2 separate regions of the Homo sapiens genome follow, and region 1 is linked to region 2. The links are chromatin loops, found by intact Hi-C in ENCODE. Cell type or tissue: CD14-positive monocyte. All regions are shown on one strand. Links, peaks and the distances in the headings refer to the core of each region. The heading gives the core; the rest is flanking DNA.

The links. Peaks named below come from ENCODE experiments on the same cell type or tissue, not always from the same donor. Only the 100,000 strongest peaks of a DNase experiment are listed, where the experiment ranks them.
Region 1: it touches region 2 in a loop (5-fold over the local background); 1 of 110 quality-filtered maps calls a loop at or near these places.

What each region holds. Positions count from the first base shown.
Region 1 is chr16:72,199,432-72,204,804 of GRCh38, forward strand. LOC105371341 (a long non-coding RNA gene) reads left to right here and starts at 4,230. Exons shown (of 3, transcript XR_933729.4): 1 at 4,230-4,339. It also overlaps a transcript of PMFBP1 not described here. RefSeq lists enhancers at 4,002-4,071, 4,102-4,171. In CD14-positive monocyte, for the core only: no CTCF peak of the experiment used is centred there; DNase peaks (open chromatin) are centred at 2,760, 3,190, 4,150 and 4,650; H3K4me3 peaks cover 1,552 bases; H3K27ac peaks cover 3,921 bases.
Region 2 is chr16:73,061,449-73,066,821 of GRCh38, forward strand. It overlaps a transcript of ZFHX3 not described here. Among named protein-coding and RNA genes, the nearest start is that of ZFHX3, 16 kb to the left of the region's middle. RefSeq lists an enhancer at 3,004-3,625. In CD14-positive monocyte, for the core only: no CTCF peak of the experiment used is centred there; DNase peaks (open chromatin) are centred at 2,863, 3,423 and 4,573; H3K4me3 peaks cover 4,079 bases; H3K27ac peaks cover 705 bases; H3K27me3 peaks cover 5,000 bases.

The sequences.
Region 1 (5,373 bases), core at 256-5,255, 860 kb before region 2:
TGGCCTGAGGTCAGGAGTTCAAGACCAGCCTGGCTAACATGGTGAAACCCTGTCTCTACTAAAAATACAAAAATTAGCTGGGCATGGTGGTGCACTCCTGGAGTCCCAGCTACTCGGGAGGCTGAGGCAGGAGAATCGCTTGAACCTGGGAGGTGGAAGTTGCAGGGAGCTGAGATCATGCCATTGCACTCCAGCCTGGAAGACAGAGCAAGACTCCGTCTCAAAAAAAAAAAAAAAAAAAAGTGTAGGGAGATTATTGGAAAGGGCTTTTCAGAAAAAAAAAAGGTAGTTTCTGCAGTGACTTCCTTTAGCAGGTCGGTCCCTCTAGTGATAGAGGGGGGAATGTAGTTGCAAATCACTTACTCAGCTAGTTCCAAGCCATTGTTCTAATGCTGCACTGGAATAGGAAACATGGAGAGAAGTCAAGAAGAGAGGGAATGGCAGCGTGGAATTAGGATGGGGCTGCTGGTTGTCAGAGCTGACTCTACATAGAGAGCTTAGTAACTATGGAAATCTTCATGGAGCCTGTGAGTGAAAAGCAGCCCGAGAGGAAATGAAGGGAAGCGATGCAGTGAATTTTATATCAGCAGTTTGAGTGTGACATTTGGATCTGGAGGGAGAAAACTACATGGCAAGCTGTTGGTAGCACACAAGGCTCTGTGCCCGCCCTGCTGGGATGGAGCCTCTGAGGGGCCTTTGCCAAACAGGCTCACTCCACTGTCACTTGTCCACAGAGCAGAGGAGCAGGGTGACCTCAGGTAGAGCCAGTCCTCTGACTCCTATCAGGGACTTCAACCCAGCGCAAGCTCCCTCTGGCTAGGATGGGGGAAGTACTATCCTTTAACTGGCAGAGTAAACTGTCCAGCTGTTCATGAAACAGATTATATTTTCTAATCAAAATTGGTTTGATTTATACTAGAGCAGAATTTCCACACTTACTAGTCTAAAATACTTGCTGATCTTCTTACCAGAGCTGTTTAGGCAATTAGTGCCCTGGAAGGTTCTGGGAGGACATCTAATCTGCAGTGAAGCAATGGCCCTGTAGACAGTGTGGCCTTCTGGAACATTCCCGCACACAGAGGTACATTTCTGGAGACCAGTGAGCCTCATAGCCTCCTACAGAGGAAAGATGGTGAGAGAACGTCAGGAAAAAGCAGAAGCATTTTATTCCTGATGAATTGCATTAAAGGGAAGGACAATCTGTGCTATTATGCTAATATCTGCAATAGCAATTTTATTATGTTCGTTAATCTATAGTCAAGGAATAACATTATTACAATTCTTACAGCTTTTCAAAGTACTTTCATAACTATTACCTTATTTCAACTGCATGGCAACCCTGTGATGTAGGTGGGTGCATTTTAAAGATGAGAAAATTTGGATCTAGAAAGGTTGGGGCTAGAATAGAATCACACAGAGTAAGGACAGGATCTAGATCTTAGGACACCTGGTCCAGTGCTGCCAGGGGAGAAAGGGAGTTGCCTGCTGTGTATGCTGCTGGTGACATCCATAGGGACCTGGCCGTGGGGGGTCCCTGGGTGCTTTAGCCTGGTTATGACTCTCTGCCTGGACAACTGTCCACTTAATGTTTCCCCATTTATTGTTTCGCAGCCTGAATAACTCCTTGTTCCCACACCACCTATAGGACAGATTTGCAGAGCTCTCAAGACTGGTGCAGATGCATAATGTGTGACCACACCATTGCTTTCCCAGCTCTTCCCCCCTCCCCCAGCAATACTTTAACAGTGACCTGGAGGGGTCTGATGGGAAAGCTAAAATTTGGTTCTATGTCCTTGGTTCTCAGGCTTTCCTTTGAAAGGGTGATGAGATACTAATTTGAGTTCATAATTTTATGCTGAACAATTATCCTCAGAATAATGCATTTTGGATTTAAATTTCAATTGGAGTTTGAGAGGTGCAAAAGTTACAGGAACTATGTCCACATTTTCATCATACATTTTCCTCATTCCCAACAGTTACTATATCTCCAGTACTTCCCACATTACATCTTGTTTTCAATTCAGTTAAAATCCTGTATGCCTCCTCTGAATATCATAGTTAGAAACAAACAGAGATGCTCAGAGTAATTCTCCAGAATACGATGGGGAACACTTTCCCAGGTTACAGAAGGGCCTGGCTCCAAAACAAATAACAAAGAACTCCAGCAAAGCTGCCAATCACAATCCTTTAACATTGAAGCAGATCAAGGCATTGCAGTGCATTTCCCACTTATATTCAATCACAACATTTACCTTTCCCTCTGGGCCCATTTCCATCCCAGAAAAGGGCTAATATTGATTAATTACCCACTATACGGTTAAACACCTTTCTTTATATACATTACCTTGATTTATTAAAAAATACTTTCAAAGCTCATTATTGAAGTCAGATATAAATGAAAAGATCAGATATATTGAAAGACAACAAATTCCACGAGGCCTTCACCAAGACCACTTCCTCCTCCAGGAAGGCCTCCCAGATCCTTCTCATTTTCCTCCACCAAACTGAAGTAACTGTCCCATCCTGGAATTTTCACATTACTTTATTTCACTTGCTACCTTGTAATAGAGTTATTTATTCATGTCCTATCATCATATTAGAGAGAAATTACTTTTATTCATCTCCCTGTGGACACCATGACTAGCATGGTTCATTGTATATCTTGTACACAAAAGGTGCTGAGTAGAAACCCTTGAATGAATGAATCAGTGAGTGAATGAGTCGACTTGGGACTGGAGCTGGATCTTAAAGGACAGGTGGGTTTAGACACTCCTCAGTGTCTGAAGAACTGCAAGAGTCAGCAGGGTTGATTCACTTCTCAGTCACAGTAGACTCTAGATTAGTCACTATCACCTATAAATCATTCCAGCTGGCATCCTTCATGGACTCTTCACTGATGTATCTCTTTTTAAAATTTTATTTTATTTTTAGAGATGGGATCTTGCTATGTTGCCCAGGCTGGTCGTGAACTCCTGGGCTCAAGCCATCCTTCCTCCTTGGCCTCCCAAAGTGCTGGGATTACAGGCGTGAGCCACTGAGCCTGGCCCTGACGTTTTTCTCTAACCATACTAAGAATTGAGCAATTTTCCTCCCTAGGTCCCACCCCGACACTGGTTAGACTAGTTTGCCTGTAGTGTGGTCTCTGCTGACATCAACACTTCATTGGGATAGGAAGTTGGCACATTATTGCAGAGTTCCCATTATTGCCCCGTAGGAGGCTGTCACTTCCCCAAACTGCACTAGCTCTGGTGCCAATCTCTCACTCACGCATCCTCCTCCTGACTGCTGGGAGCACACAGGCATGCTGCATGTCACCTGCTCCTCGGGCTTTTGACAATCTCCTTCCTTTGTTTCCAAATCCTAAGCAAATTGCTCGGTTGACAATCAAAGCCTACTAACATCAAACAGCTGCTATAGACAGGTGTGTTCTACAGTTACCTGCTGTTTGCTTTCCTCAGCAGGGACTGATATGACAAACAAAACCAAGAGCTGGGTGCCGACGTTCAGAGTCACTCCTGCAAGCTCAACCTAGTGTCTGTTTCTTTGGCTTCCCTGGTATTTTTCAGACTTGGAAATTCACCCTACCTGTGGCCTCCCTCAGTCCTACAGTGTGTGGCTGGCTAGGGTGTTGTAAAACCCTGCTGATTCTTGCAGTTCTTTGCAAAAAGCTAGGAATCACAGTGGCTGCATTGAAACAAAGAGGTTGCCCAGTTCTGGAATCTTTGGTTTATAAATGGCACCCAGTCTCCTTCAAATATTTTCCACTTTTCTTTCTTGTTAGTGCACTTATATGAGTGCTGTCTCCTGATTTCTGCTTTTAGCAGAAAATATCTCAGGTTCTCACCTTTGAAAGTTGCTCTAAACACCCTGGAGCATGTCTGGTCACTTAATCCCCCACCACTGGTGGGTAAGAGGGTGTGGTAGGTTGGAGGTGAAATGGATTTCCAACTTTCCAATGTTCCTTCCTATACTTTGGAGTCTGGAAAACTAGCAACCATTGTTTTCCACGTTCTTTTCTATTTTTCAGATGCGTTTGTCCCTGGGTCTCTGGATGTGATTTAAGTTCTGCCAGTCAGACGTGCCCAGATGAAATGTGGAAGGGGAAGTGAGTCAGAGCTCATGTTTTCTGGGGCTGCTGTTTCTCCGGCAGCACCATCATGGTTGTGTCAGGGTTTTCTGTGGCAAGTACGGATGGTGGCCACTTTCTAATTATATCACTTCCTGATCTTGGTGGCTTCCTGATCACCAACGAGGCAGCAGTTTCCTTGGTGCCCTGGTGTTCAAGCCACTCCTGAAAGCTCAATCTAGTGTCTGTTTCTTCAGCTCTCCTGGTAATTTTGTAAGTCATTTAATACCCTTCTTTCACTTGCTAGAGTGAATTCCCTATGACTTCCTTACGACTGACCCTTAATCAAAACAGAGGGCAATTGGGCTAGGACATTAATCCCCCACTGCTGAGCAGGGTGCACTGAGGTAATCAGTCAGTCAGCAGGGGTCCTACCTCAGCCTCAGGCTGGATGTTCCCAGGGAGGAGAGCCACCATTCTGCCAGGGAGGACCCTGTCTGCCTCTGTGCCACGCTCATGTCCTTCCCGCTGCTTGGGATAGTTTTTCTTCCACGTCTACGTTTCTCCTTTGAAAGCTACTCCTTTTCCCAAGCTGGAAGCAGATTTTTCTTGTCTGAACTCTGTGAGCACTCAGCATACTTCTCTTATGGTGAAATGATCACTTTCTTCTTGTGTTATTGTTACTCATGCGCATTTTTTTTTTTTTTTGAGACAGGGTCTTGCTCTGTTGCCCAGGCTGGAGTGCAGTGGCAGGATCTTGGCTCACTGCGGCCTCAACATCGTGGGCTCAAGTGATTCCTCTGCCTCAGCCTTTTGAGCTGCTGGGAATACTTTTACTTTATTTTTAGAGATGGGGCGTGCACCACCGCACGTTGCTAGTTTTTTGTGGAGATAGGGTTTTACTATGTTGCCCAGACTGGTCTCAAAACTCCTGGGCTCGAGCAATCTGCCTGCGTTGGCCTCCCAAAGTGCTGGGATTACAGGCGTGAGCCACCACACCTGGCCATTGTGCACATTTATCCCCTGAACCAAATGGGCAGTCCTTTAAGAGCAGGAGCACAGTCTGGATCATTTTGGCAGGTCCTGAGTATGTCAACCCTGGTGTGCCTTGTGTATTCAGGTACACGATGACATTCCTGAACGAATGAATGAGCAGAGGGAAGGATGTACAGGTAGCTGTGCTCCCTGGCTAGTACTTGATATACCATTTTTTATTTTCCTCCACGTGGATTTTGGGGGCCCTTCAAAGAACTCATGCCAGTTTAAATGATGGCACTGGAGTACCAGCACCACCCAACAAAACTTTC
Region 2 (5,373 bases), core at 153-5,152:
TATTTATCTTTATTGTAGCCATTGTATATTTTTACCTTCAGTTTGTCCGGTTTCTGATTATTATTTTAAATTTTTCAATGGCAACAGTTAATCTTTTTTTTTTCCCTTTCAGTCCAAAGGGCAGGTCAGTGTAAAATGTAGCTGACTGAAGGAAGACTGGTAAATTCTGAATTTTTCCATAATACATCAGGTAAGGAAAATTGTTCAGACCCTCAGGAATATATTCACTTCCTTTTTATCTGTCTTCACGAATCTTCATAAAGCTGTTTATTTTTTTAAAGATGTGGTAGAATTAAATTCCTCTTTGTAGATCTTGAAAAATCACTTAAATACTATGTATTTATTTTCTTTTAAAATGTAAATAGTACTAGAAGTGAACTTGCAGCTTGTTTCTTATATAAAACGGTGCGGAGGAAGTCAGTATTTCCTTTAGTATAAGCTATTTGGAGGAAATTCTGGATATAAATGTATTTCATGTTACAATATAGGAAAATGTCAGCTTAATCTGGTAAATACTTATGCTAATTTTACTGAGTGAATTCGTTATAAGGAGGAGAGGTACCAAGCTTGTATGATTGAATAATGCTTAGACGATAATCCAGCATCTATATGGATTATTTTACGTACAAAATGAGAAAAAAAAAAGGAAACAAGAAATTCAGAATCTAAATCTTTCATTTAGCTGGCAAGAGGGCAGAAAATTTTAGACCAACCTGTTTTTAAGACATTTACATTAGGAGGGAAAGTGGAATGTAGGCTAAATATTGCATTGCTGTGTACATTTCTCTAGCTCTCACTCAAATGGATATAGATATAAAAACACAAAAATATATGCATAAAGGGGTACATAAATATACATTTGAATGACTTCAGATGTCTTTGCATTTGTGTGAGTATGTGAATATATCTGTGCACACAGATATACAAGGTGTACATAAATTCAGGTACTGGGCAGAGCTGTGTGAGTGCTCGCTCACTGGGGGCTTGTGTTTCCAGATCTGTTTGAAGCCACTTCTTTGCAAATATAACATAAAAAGGTTGATTTAATGATGAAGATGTGAATGGTGAATTTGAGTAAGAATCTGCTTCCCTGCAATTATCAGAATATGGGGTTGCAATGTGAGCAGCTATTATTTGGTCCAAAGGCTAAAGAGGCAATGGGCCATCTTAAGGGGCAAGGAGGATGAAGGGGTCTTAGGAGATCTCACTTGGAAAAAGCCTAGCTCTGGGCCCTGGGTTTTCTTCTGCAGGGAGATTGGGGACACAGAAGCAAAAAAAAAAAAGGAAGAAAAAAGAAAACCCCGTGTGGAGGCAGGAGAGGTTGAAAGGACGCCTCTCCGTACAACTCCAGAGCTAGATCTAAGGAAGGGGTTGGAGGGTGAAGAATGTGCGAGTCCCTTTTCGAATGTGTATTGTTATTCTAAGTCTATTGTATGTACGTGTTGCAGTCCTTTCATTTGCCACAACATATGGATTCCATAAATGCAGACATGCCGAAGTGCATCTGTCTGGGTAGTTAACATGATCTAAACATCCCTCTTCGTTCCGCTAACTCCGGCTCTTCTTCGGGCTCCTCGGCAGCGCTCCGGGCCAGCCGGCCCGTGCCCCAGGCTTGCAGCGCCCGGCAGCCTCGTCCTTTTGTGGTCTCTGCACGGGATCCAAGGTGCCGCGCGGAGGAGGCGGGCTGCTCGCAGTGCCGGGGTCAGAGGCGCCGCCACCGGCGGCCTCTGCGCGCGCGGGGAGGAAAGGGTTAAGCTGCCCGAGCCCGGGGAAGGGGCTGCTCTCATCCTGGAGCGAGGTGCAGCCACCGGCAGCTGTGATTTAGGGGTCAAGTCCGAGATCACCTTTCTCCTGCCTCTGGAAATGGCAGAAGATGAGATAGGGAGGGAGAAACTAGAGAGTGGCAGCCAGGCGCAGCACGTGGGCTCCATCCATCCGACACCCCCATCGCCCCGGTCCACTCCCTGACCCCCAGACAAATCGGACAGTTCCCTTTTCTGGTAGAGATGCGGGGTGCGCTTCTTCTGAGCGTCCGGAATCGCTCCATCCAAGGCTCTGCCCTAAGGTTAAGCCACTGTGCCCTGAGCCTCAACCACCAGATCTCAAAAGTTTGCTCTCAATGCGCCAGACAGTGAGTAGCTGAGTCTGAGTAAAAATCACCCCCCCTCCCCGTTTACGAAAACCAGGGGTCCCCCTGGCAGGACTAGGCCGTTTGAATGTTGGTGCTAGACCCTCAGACTCCTGTCACAGTCCCCACAGTCGTGAGGGGATGTACACAGTGGTGCCCACTACATGCAGCTTCTTGCTTTGTGCCTGTATTCTTTCTCAGGATCTTGCTTTCCCCCAACTCAGGCGGACTGGGGAATACTTTGGTCAAAATAAATTTTTACACCTGAAAGGTAACCAAAAACCAAATTCAGATGTGTTTCTAGGGTTTTTTCACTGGAAAAGAGCAGAGGGTCTGAAGTCCCCTTTTGTTATGGTTCAGTGTCCGGCCCGCCAGGTTGAGGGTCCCCGCGCCCAGGTGACGTTCTGGGGGCTGTAGGGATGCGCACCGTGCCCACAAAAGGCGCTTTAATTGAGAACGAGCTTCCCAAATCCAACTCCACGAGGATGGCATTTAGGACGACAGCTCTTTCGGAAAGTTACTCCAAGAAAAAGGAGTTTTTTGGTGGGAAAAGAAAACTGGCTCGAAATGACAGAGAGAAAAGGGAACTAGATCCCTGGGGGGCAGGAGGCAGGTGGGGGGTGCGGTGAGAAGATAAGGAGATGAGCCGGGAAGTACACGGACAGGGAGTGTGGGGCGCGGCCAGGGAGGTTCCGCGACGCCCTCCCCTGACTCTCACTCCAGCTACCAGGGTGAGGGTGAATCACCCCGATTTTAGCTTCTGCTTCCAGGGCCAAGAGCAGACCAGCTGGTCTAGAAGGCAGCTGAGGTCTGTCTTCTGAGCCCTGCCGCCCCTAACCCTGCCAGAGCCTCCAAACCGCGGAAATCAAACCAAATTGGCCGCTCAAATCTAGAGAGGTTTCATCCCTGGGGCAAGGGGGAGGGAACAAGCCTTTTTTTTTTTTCTTTTGAACTCCCGATTCAAAAGAGACCACAACCTACTCTTGAGTGTCATCTCCAGTACATGGATTGTGGGTATGTTTCATTCTTTCTTTTTTCCTGTTTCTCAGAAGTAAAACCTTTAAAGAATGAGCCCCAAACTTGGAGCGCCCGGATCCTTGAAAGAGTTCCAAATGATAAAGCCTGCCCTTCATTTTGAATACATGGCGCATTGTGAAAATGCAGGGCAATTAGTCAGTTCCAGGGTTTGAGTCAGATTCCCAGTTTCCTCAGCTTCTTTGCAATGGAAATCTGAAATCCAACCTTGGGGCAGGAGGCGCGGAGCCGGTGGCTCTCCCGGGTTCCACACCGCCTGCACCGCTGGCTAGCGCCTGACTTCCCTTTTGGTGACCTGGTAGGTACTAGAAGTTTGCACCACATGTAAAGCCTGGGGCGAGTGAAGAAGAGAGAGAACTAACTTCATCACAGCGCAACAAAGTGAACAACTTGAGGGCAAGAGACCCTCGGTCGGGCTGTGTTCGCTTTAGGGATTTCCAAGGGCATAACTTGGGGGAATGGTAGAGACTTCTTGCTTGCCAGCCGGAGCCAGGAAAAAAGGAAACCCTGCGATGGGCGGGCGGCGGGCTTGGGAGCAGGGCTGTGAGTGGGCAACTGAGACCTGGCTCCCATCTGCACATAGCCCTCCTGGGCCAGCGCCGGGAGACGGTGCCCACGGTGGCACGTGCATTGTTGACACGCAGACACGCAGGCGTGCGATAACGGAGGGATGCGCGGCTGAACAATCCCCCCACCCCACCCCATGCTTGCATTTCTTGCAGGCATGGCTTATTTAATGGCCAGGGAATTGAGTGCCTCTTACCCACCACCCCCATCCCTTTTATTTTTTGCTGAGAAATGTAAAAAGGAACCTATGCCGTGTACATATTCTGAATAAACGTGAGGGTTTTTTTTTTTCTTGAGGAATACCTAGCGCCATAATTTTGTGATTTAAGGGGGCGAGGGAAATCTTTGAAATGAAGGAAATCAGTGGGGGACGAACTAGCTTTTCCTGGTGTGTGTGTGTGTGTGTGTGTGTGTGTGTGTGTGTGTGTGCGTGTGTGTGTCTCCCCAAAGCCAGTAATGGGATTTAAAATGAGAGATTCCCAGTCCTCGTCCTCCCTCCCATTCCATTTTGCTCTCTTCGCCCCAGAAAACATCTGCGATAACCGGCTGCACGTCTAAAGGGACGGTTTAAAGAGAAACAGGGTTTGGGGAGCGCATCAACTTTCTCTTTTTCAAATAAAGTTGAAAAAAAATTCCAAAGACAATTTAAGCAACAAACGACATCGAACAGATATTTTTCCAAGGCAAAAAATTTCCGATTCGTTGGTTTCCCATTCTCAGAAATAGAGAAAAATGCGAATCCGATCTTCCCGTGCGCTCATGACACGAAATTTGGAGCCCGTACTTGGTTAAGGCTGGTGAGTGCAGGGCAGGGCGTGGCCCCACGGCCGGCAGGAGTCCGGCGCACACTGGGCCTGGAGCGCACTGACTGGGGCTCTGGCTAGCCGGGCTACCCGTGGGGTGGCCTAGGGCCCAGCCTGTGTCAAGGCTGCGGGCAGGGCACTGGTCCCCTGTGGACTCGGGGCGCGCCCTCTCAGCCGCCTCCCTGTTTAATTCCAGAGCTCAGCGGGCTGCAGGGACATTCGACGCCAGTTTCCTCAGGCCCGGGCGTGAGACGCGCCCTTCTCGTGTCTGCTCTTCCGTCCCTCTGCGCTGGATGTTGTATAGCGCAGGCCCCTTCCCTCCCCGCCTCTCGTTCCCAAAACCTTATCATTGAGAATTCGACAGTTGCCCCGAGATGCTGATCCCAGTTCACGGAGCCAGCGTGCGCGTCCCTAATGCCCGGCACACCCATCTCCATTTCGGGACCCTTTTTTTTCCTGCGGGCTCTGGACTCCCGGGAGGAAGCCTCGGGCCCTCCGGCTCCCCGGAGACACCGGCTGAGGCGCTTAGGCCAGTGCAGAGTCGCCGCACTGGGACCCAGGCGCCCCTCACAGGTGCACGTAGGGCATGGCCCAACGGCCCCTCGGATGGGCGGGGAAACAGGCCCGGGCGGAGCAATTCGATCACCCCATTATGCCCCTGCGGATGCCCAGAAAAGCCACGAGGCCCGGGGGACCGCCCCAGCAGTGGTCTGGAAAGGAGAGGGCGCGGCGAGGGGCGCACCTCGCGCCCAGGGCCCACGCCGCCCAGGCCCCGTGCCTGCCTCCCCGTCACCCTAACTCCGCACCCGGGACTGCTGGTGGTTCCCTTCTCTTTCCGCC